Linked DNA regions of Homo sapiens: region 2 is linked to region 1. Evidence: read pairs that join two places in POLR2A ChIA-PET (ENCODE). Cell type or tissue: PC-3. All regions are shown on one strand.

The links. Peaks named below come from ENCODE experiments on the same cell type or tissue, not always from the same donor. Only the 100,000 strongest peaks of a DNase experiment are listed, where the experiment ranks them.
Region 2: POLR2A ChIA-PET joins it to region 1 with 9 read pairs; 3 of 35 experiments call an interaction of 5 or more read pairs at or near these places.

What each region holds. Positions count from the first base shown.
Region 1 is chr2:39,034,836-39,038,835 of GRCh38, forward strand. SOS1 (SOS Ras/Rac guanine nucleotide exchange factor 1) reads right to left here. Exons shown (of 23, transcript NM_005633.4): 7 at 555-665; 8 at 377-475. Among named protein-coding and RNA genes, the nearest start is that of SOS1, 84 kb to the right of the region's middle. In PC-3, a CTCF peak has its summit at 1,415; no DNase peak of the experiment used is centred here.
Region 2 is chr2:38,825,762-38,829,761 of GRCh38, forward strand. It overlaps DHX57 (DExH-box helicase 57), which reads right to left. Exons shown (of 24, transcript NM_198963.3): 14 at 2,579-2,675; 15 at 755-928; 16 at 86-286. Among named protein-coding and RNA genes, the nearest start is that of DHX57, 48 kb to the right of the region's middle. RefSeq lists an enhancer at 1,926-2,220. In PC-3, no CTCF peak of the experiment used is centred here; a DNase peak (open chromatin) is centred at 1,980; H3K27ac peaks cover 838 bases.

The DNA of each region.
Region 1 (4,000 bases):
CTGCTGAGGTCCCCAAATGGAAACTGCGATGCATAAATCCAAGGTTGTTTTCAAAGAATCAGCCATGTAAACAAAAAGTAAAGGTACAAGACAAAAATATCTGACAATTGCTTTAACATTCACTAAAAAACCAAAAATAAAAAAAAGAAAAAACAAAAAACAAAAAAATTAAAAAACAACAAAAATAAAATTCACTACTAAGACGAGAAAATATGCTACTCTTTTGCAGACTGATTTCCATTTGCTTCTTGACTGGAAAAAGAAAACAGAAACACACTAATGTGCAGGGTACTCACACAATAATTTACAAATGAAGTAGCAAAAAAAAAAATTCACACTTGAATATGTTACAAATAACAATAAAGAGTTTTCTTACCTTCAAAAGTTCAAAGTAATGGAGACAGTGGTAAACAGGGGCCAGAAGCAGCCTGGGTAAAACATATTGAACAGCTTCTTTGAAACCTTCGCCTATTGACTGGAAAAAAAAGTGATTTAATTTTTTTTTTAAGTTTACTTTTCAGACATTGTACATCTTCATTTAAAAATTACTATACCTGCAAATAAAGTGCTGCCCCAGGCTTTGATAACTGACTAAGGAAACGATCATGAAAACCAGGTCGCAAAATATCTCGAGCATACGATTCATATGGATCAAATGCCAGTTCCTTAGAAAATAAAGAAGGTAAAACATAAATAATTTACCATTACAAACACAGAAAGATTTAATTATGGGGCACGACTATGCGAGCACAATTATGTATGTCTTTGAAAGTCTCTAAGCAAAAATTATATGACTACTAATTATAATTTTAATAGAAGAGATCCCAATATTCTCAAGTAAGAGAGTAAATCAGTTCTTTCTGATGAATAATAAAATCCTTATATGTTATAACAGCTCTCATTAAAGGTTTCCAGTAGAGTATTATCAACAAACATGGCCATAAGAGTGGGCAGACTTTTGGTTCTAGAAAACAAATCTTAACTTGACAACAACAAAGAATATAGATATGTACAACTAGGTAAGGTATAAACATTTAGAATACTGAAGCCAGACATGTTTTTATAGTTCTCAGTGGTGGACATGTACTTTCGTATTCTATAAACCAGAAGTAACAGTTCATGTCATCTAAAATTCATTGTGATAATTTCACAAAACAATTAAACAAAATCCGAACTGCCCAAAATTTTGCCATCATTAATATCACCAATCAATAAACTAAATTCTAATGGCTCAGTTAAAAAGACCAGAATCTACTGGTTTTGAAGATTTCTGGGGAAAAAGAGAGTAGGTATCTTGATTTTAGCAGGAGAAATAGAGTCGCTACTCTTCTATCTTGTATAAAACTATTATGAAAATGGTGCTCTAGATTCTAGCATGAGCTCATTTCCATAAAGGGTAATTCTAGCAAGAGGAATAGGACATCTAGTGGAGGAGCATAGTAGAAAAAGGCAGAAGGGAATGAAACAACGAAAGGTTGTTATGAATTAAATCACCCTTAATGTTATTTTTCAGATTGCTTTTTTTTTGAAACAGGATCTTGGTCTTACTCTGTCACCCAGGCTAGAGTGCCGTAGTGCAATCTTGGCTCACTACAACCTCTGCCCCCTGGGCTCAAACAATCCTCCCACCTCAGTCTCCTGAGTATCTGGGACCACAGGCGCACACCACCGCGCCTGGTTACATTTTTTGTGTATTTTGTAGGGACAGGGTTTCTGCCATGTTGACCACCCTGGTCGTTTTTTGTTTTTTCTTTTTGGGACGGAGTCTCCCTCTGTCGGCCAGGCTGGAGTGCAGTGGCGCGATCTCGGCTCACTGCAAGCTCCGCCTCCCAAGTTCACGCCATTCTCCTGCCTCAGCCTCCCGAGTAGCTGGGATTACAGGCATCCGCCACCACGCCCGGCTATTTTTTTTTGTATTTTTAGTAGAGACAGGGTTTCACCGTGTAAGCCAGGATGGTCTCTATCTCCTGACCTCGTGATCCGCCCGCCTCGGCCTCCCAAAGTGCTAGGATTACAGGTGTGAGCCACCGCGCCCGGCCTGACCAGGCTGGTCTTGATCTGCTGGACTCAAGTGATCCTCCTGCCTCAGCCTCCCAAAGTGCTGGGATTACAGGTGTGAGCCACTGCGCCTGGCCTCAGATTGCTTTTTAAGAAATGATTGAACAGTAATACCACCAGATCAGAAATCAGAAGACGTGAGTTCTGGTTGTTGCATTTTGCAATATGGCATGTAAACTTCCAAGTCATACTGGATTCCTTGAGCTGGCTCTTAGTTGACTTCCCAATTTTTAACTCCTTCAACTTTCTTCTCAACTAAAAATTGCTATCATAATATAACACCAGAAATTGGAGTCTATTACGTTTTACAGAAATTGATAGTAAAGTTTCAAAAACAACAAGAGGATGGAGTCAGGCATGAATACAGTGGACGGAAGAGAAGACTAAAAATGTGAAGAGATGCTTATAGCTTAGGTCTCTTCCAATTCAGAAATGATCATATGCCAAATATCATAATGTATACATTCATCTATAAGTTGCCTTTTATACTCAAAAATTTTTCAAGATTCATCTATTTTGATTCATACAGTTCCTTTCAGTTTATTTTAAAACTATAATATTCTACTGTATGAATATATCAGTTTTCTCTAATCCATTCTCCACTGATAGATAACTGTTTCTTGTTTTTCACAATTATAAAAAAAAATTCTGTAATTTGCACTTGGTATGCAGGTACACTTCACTTTATGGTGCTTCACTTTATTGTGCTTTGCATATATTGCCTTTTTTTTTTTTAACAAGTTGAAGATTTGTGGCAACCCTGTGTGAAGCAAGTCTTTTGGCCCCATTTTTCCAACAGCATGTGCTAATTTTGTCTCTGTGTCGAAATATTTCAAACTTCTTCACCATTACTATTGAGCCAGTGTTCACTTACCATTCTGAAAATCCTAGGGCCCTTAAGGATTGTGCTAAATCTACTCTGGGTGTGCCCTATAAATGCAACAGCAAAGCCTGGATGATAGTACAACTGTTTACAACATGGTTTACTGAATACTTTAAGCCCACTATTGAGACCAACAGCTCAGAAAAAAAAAAATTTCTTTCAAAATATTGACATTGCACCTAGACACCTAAGAGCTCTGATGGAGATATACAAGGAGATTAATGTTGTTTTCAAGTCTCTTAACACAACATCCATTCTGCAGCCCATGGATCAAGGAATAATTTTGACCTTCAAGTTTTATTATTTCACAAATATGTTCTGTAAGGCTGTAACTGACATAGATAGTGATTCCTCTGCTGCAGCTGGATAAAATCAACTGAAAACCCTCTGGAAAGGATTCACCATTCTAGATGCCAGTAAGAACATTTGTTATTTATGGGAAAGGTCAAAATATCCACATTAACAGGAGTTTGGAAGAAGTTGATTCCAACTCTCAGGGATGGCTTTGAAAAGTTCAAGACTTTAGTTGGAGGAAGTAACTGCAGATGTGGTGGAAATAGAAAGAGAAATAGGATTAGAAGTGGAGCCTGATGATGTGACTTGAATTGCTGCAAGTTTATGATAAAACTTGAATGGAGAATTTGCTTCTTATGGATGAGCAAAGAAAGTGGTTTCTTGGCTGGGCGCGGTGGCTCACGCCTGTAATCCCAGCACTTTGGGAGGCCAAGGCAGGCAGATCACGAGATCAAGAGATCGAGACCATCCTGGCCAACATGGTGAAACCCTCTCTCTACTAAAAATACAAAAATTAGCTGGGCATGGTGGCACACACCTGTAGTCCTAGCTACTCGGGAGGCTGAGGCAGGAGAATCGCTAGAACCTGGGAGGCAGAGGTTGCAGTGAGCCGAGATCACACCACTGCACTCCAGCCTGGCAACAAAATGAGACTCCGTCTCAAAAAAAAAAAAAAAAGTCGTTTCTTGAGATGGAACCTACTCCTGGTGAAAATACTATGAACATTTTTATGACAACAAAGGACTTAGAATATTACATCAACTT
Region 2 (4,000 bases), 210 kb before region 1:
TAGAAGTAAAAGGAAAACATGGAACTTAATAGAGTGAGAAACATTTAGACCTTTTGGAAGCAAAACACAAAAAACCAGATGTCACCTTAGACACAGCTGTTCCAATGGCACTCTTTGTATTTCTGGTAGCTGTTGTTTTAAAAGCTGGTGATTGTAGTGATGGCTAGTGAATAAATGGAAGCAGACCCCAGATGCAACACGGCCTGCTCGGCCTTTCCTTTGTAGAGCATTAGCTTGAGATACAAAGGTGTCCTCTAGACTTTCCATCCCTTTGCTGGCATCATATCTATAAAGAAAAAGAAAATATAAATTGAGTCATTTTATAAAAACATGGCCAAGACTGCTTGCTATGGACAGAATAGATGAACCAGCTTCCTCCTGTAGAGGGACACAGTGCCCTGTATATTCTGGGATAGTTGAGCCCCTGGTAGGAGCAGCTAGTGCTGATTTAAGTGGCATCAAGTGCAGAGTTTCCCAAACTACACAGTTTCTTTATTCAACCCCTTTTCATACAAGCACATATAAAATCACATGACAAAAAGAGAGAAAAAGCAATTCATTACTTTTCATCCCCATTTGATGTTAAGGTCCATGGTCCTGGCTACACAATCATTCACACATCCACGTACAGTTTTCACAAAGTATTTTTTCATACAGTAATCCGTGTAGCTTAATAGCATTAGCCACTAACAACGGTGTCTCCCTAAATGAAGCATTTTTAGCCCCTCTCTTACATCACCACAAGACGGAATACCTCTTTTCTTTCATTTTCCCAGAATCGATAACATAGACAACATCATCGATGGTTATGGATGTCTCAGCAATGTTGGTGGAAATTATAATCTTAGTTACTCCTGCAGGAGGTTTTACAAACACAGCCTGCTGCTCTTCACTGGATAAAGATGAATGAAGTGGGTGAATAACACATCTGGAAGGAAATAAAAGCACATGAAGTATTCTAGCACCTAGCACCGAAACTAGATTACAGTAGGTGAATTTCTACTAAAACCAACAATATGACTTCAGGTATTAGCAACTTCTCCACAACCTGTCCTCAGAGCTCAGCTCTTCTACATAGTAAAGTCTTGGCCGGGTACGGTGGCTCACACCTGTAATCCCAGCACTTTGGAAGGCTGAGGCAGGCGGATCACCCGAGGTCAGGAGTTTGAGATCAGCCTAGCCAACATGGTGAAACCTCGTCTCTACTAAAAATACAAAAATTAACCAGGTGTGTTGGTGGGCACCTGTAATCCCAGTTACTCGGGAAGCTGAGGCAGGTGAATCACTTGAGCCCAGGATGCAGAGGTTGCAGTGAGCTGACATCCTGCCATTGCACTTCAGCTTGGGCGACAATAGTGAGACTCCGTCTCGAAAAATAAAATAAAATAAAATAAAATAAAAGGTAAAGTCCTTTCTGATTTTTACAAAATATTTACTTAGTTCTAGGAACCAAAAACCTCATACCAACTTGGGAAAAATGTTGGAGTGTAATTCAGTAGTAAATAATGAAGAGGAATAAATAATTGATATTCTACAACCAACAAGCCTAGTGCAAACTAACCAGCAAAGAATTATTCTTCCTTTAAATACAAGATGAGCCTGTAACCCCAGCTACTTGTGAGGCTGAGGCAGAAGAATCACTTGAACCTGGGAGGCGGAGGTTGCAGTGAGCCGAGATCACGCCACTGCACTCCAGCCTGGGCCACAGAGCGAGACTCTGTCTCAAAAAAAAAAAAAAAAAAAAATATATATATATATATATATATATATATACACACATACATATATATACACATACACACACACACACATACATACACACACACAGAGAAGACAGGCAATGACAATGATGTAACCTCAGAAACTTCATTCTTACATTTTAAGGGAGTGTTCGTTTGTCAAATAGTTTTCCCCTTAAAAATGAAGACACACCCAGTGTGTCTTGCTCCTGGAATAGGAACTATTGAAGATGATTTTCTCTCATAATGGTAGGACTTCTTTGTTGTTACTAATGCTGCCTTTCCCCCACCTTCCCCCACTATCTGGGGCTCTGACATCTAAAATTACATGCAAATTTGCTGAGTCACTATGCTAAGTGAAGAGAATTTTTTTGAAACGGAGTTTCACTCTTGTTGCCCGGGCTGGAGCGCAATGGTGTGATCTCAGCTCACCAAAACCTCTGCCTCCCGGGTTCAAGCTATTCTCCTGCCTCAGCCTCTTGAGTAGCTGGGTTTATAGGTGCCGGCCACCACACCCAGCTAATTTTGTATTTTTAGTAGAGATGAGGTTTCTCCACGTTGGTCAGGCTGGTCTCCAACTCCTGACCTCAGGTGATCCGCCCGCCTCGGCCTCCCAAAGAGCTGGGATTACAGGCATGAGCCACTGAGCCTGGCCAATATTTTTCTTTAATAAAAAGGGAATAACTGATTTCCTGCAGCAAATAGGTTTGCTCATTTCCAGCTGGCATAAACAAATGTATGCTCGAAGACTGGTGCTCTTCCAGGGTCTAAAGAGGGTGATGATATCTTTAGAGGTAACTGCAATGGATGATTAAGAATATAGAAAGCAATTAGCTTACCGATTACTACGTCTGTTGTTGAAAAGAGAATTAGACTGTAGCTGTTCATAAAGCATTTTGATTTCTGCTAGTCCTGGTAAAAATACAAGTATAGCACCTGGGTATATAAAAAGAATCAATATGTGGGTAAGCATAGGCACAGAAAAGAAACAAGAAAAATTTTTTTAAAAAAGAATATGATAAATGAAGTAAATGAAAAACTAATATAGATTATAAAGCTGTTTTTAACCAAAATATGCAATAATCTGAGAATTTCGCCTGTGGTCTCAGCTACTCGGCAGGCTGAGGTAGGAGGGTTGCTTGAGCCAGGGAGGCGGAGTTTGCGGTAAGCCAAGATTGTGCCACTGCACTCTAGCCTGGGCAACAGAGCAAGACCCTTTCTCAAAAAAAAAAAAAAAGAGAAATTTTCACTATCAGTTTTATTTTCTTTGTAAAGTCCCAGAGGATTTAAACAAATAAATAACTACATGTTTTATATATTCTCTGACTTAATAAGGACAAAATGGAGATTTATCTTTCTATAACCAGAAAAACTGAGGTGTGGAAAAGTATAATGTCTGTCGGTATAATGCCAAGAATTATTAGCTAAGCTCTTTTTTTATTTTAATTTTTATTTTTTGAGACAAGGCCTTGCTCTGTCACCCAGGCTGAAGTGCAGTTGCGCGATCACGGCTCACTGCAGCCTCAACCTCCCCAGGCTCAGGTGATTTTCCTACCTTAGCCTCCTGAGTAGTTGGGACTACAGGTACATGCCATCACGCCCGGCTAATTTTTTATATTTTTAGCAGAGATGGGGTTTCGCCATGTTGCCCAGGCTGGTCTCAAACTCCTGGACTCAAGTGATCCACCCGCCTCAGCCTACCAAAATGCTGGGATTACAGGCATGAGCCACTGTGCCTGGCCTAGCTAAGCTCTATAAATAAACTTTTTCAGTACACTGGCTATTTTTTTTTTTTTTTGGAGACAGTGTCTTGCTCTGTTGCCCAGGCTGAAGTGCAATGATGTGATCTCAGCTCACTGCAACCTCCACCTCCTGGGTTCAATTGATTCTCCCGCCTCATCCTCCTGAGTAGCTGGGATTACAGGCACACGCCAGCTAATTTTTGTAGTTTTAGTAGAGACAGGTTTCACCATGTTGGTCAGGCTGGTCTCGAACTCCTGACCTCGTGATCTGCCCGCCTTGGCCTCCAAAAGTGCTGGGATTACAGGCATGAGCCACTGCGCTTGGCCCCACTGGCAACTTTCTATTTTTTTATTTTTTTAGAGATGAGGTCTCACTATACTGCCAAGGATGGTCTTGAACTCTTGAGCCCAAGCAATCTTTCTGCTTTAGCCTCCCGAGTAGTTGGGACTACAGGCATGCACCACCACACCTGACCTTGACATTCTATTTCTATAGGAAGAGTTATTCTCCTAACCTTA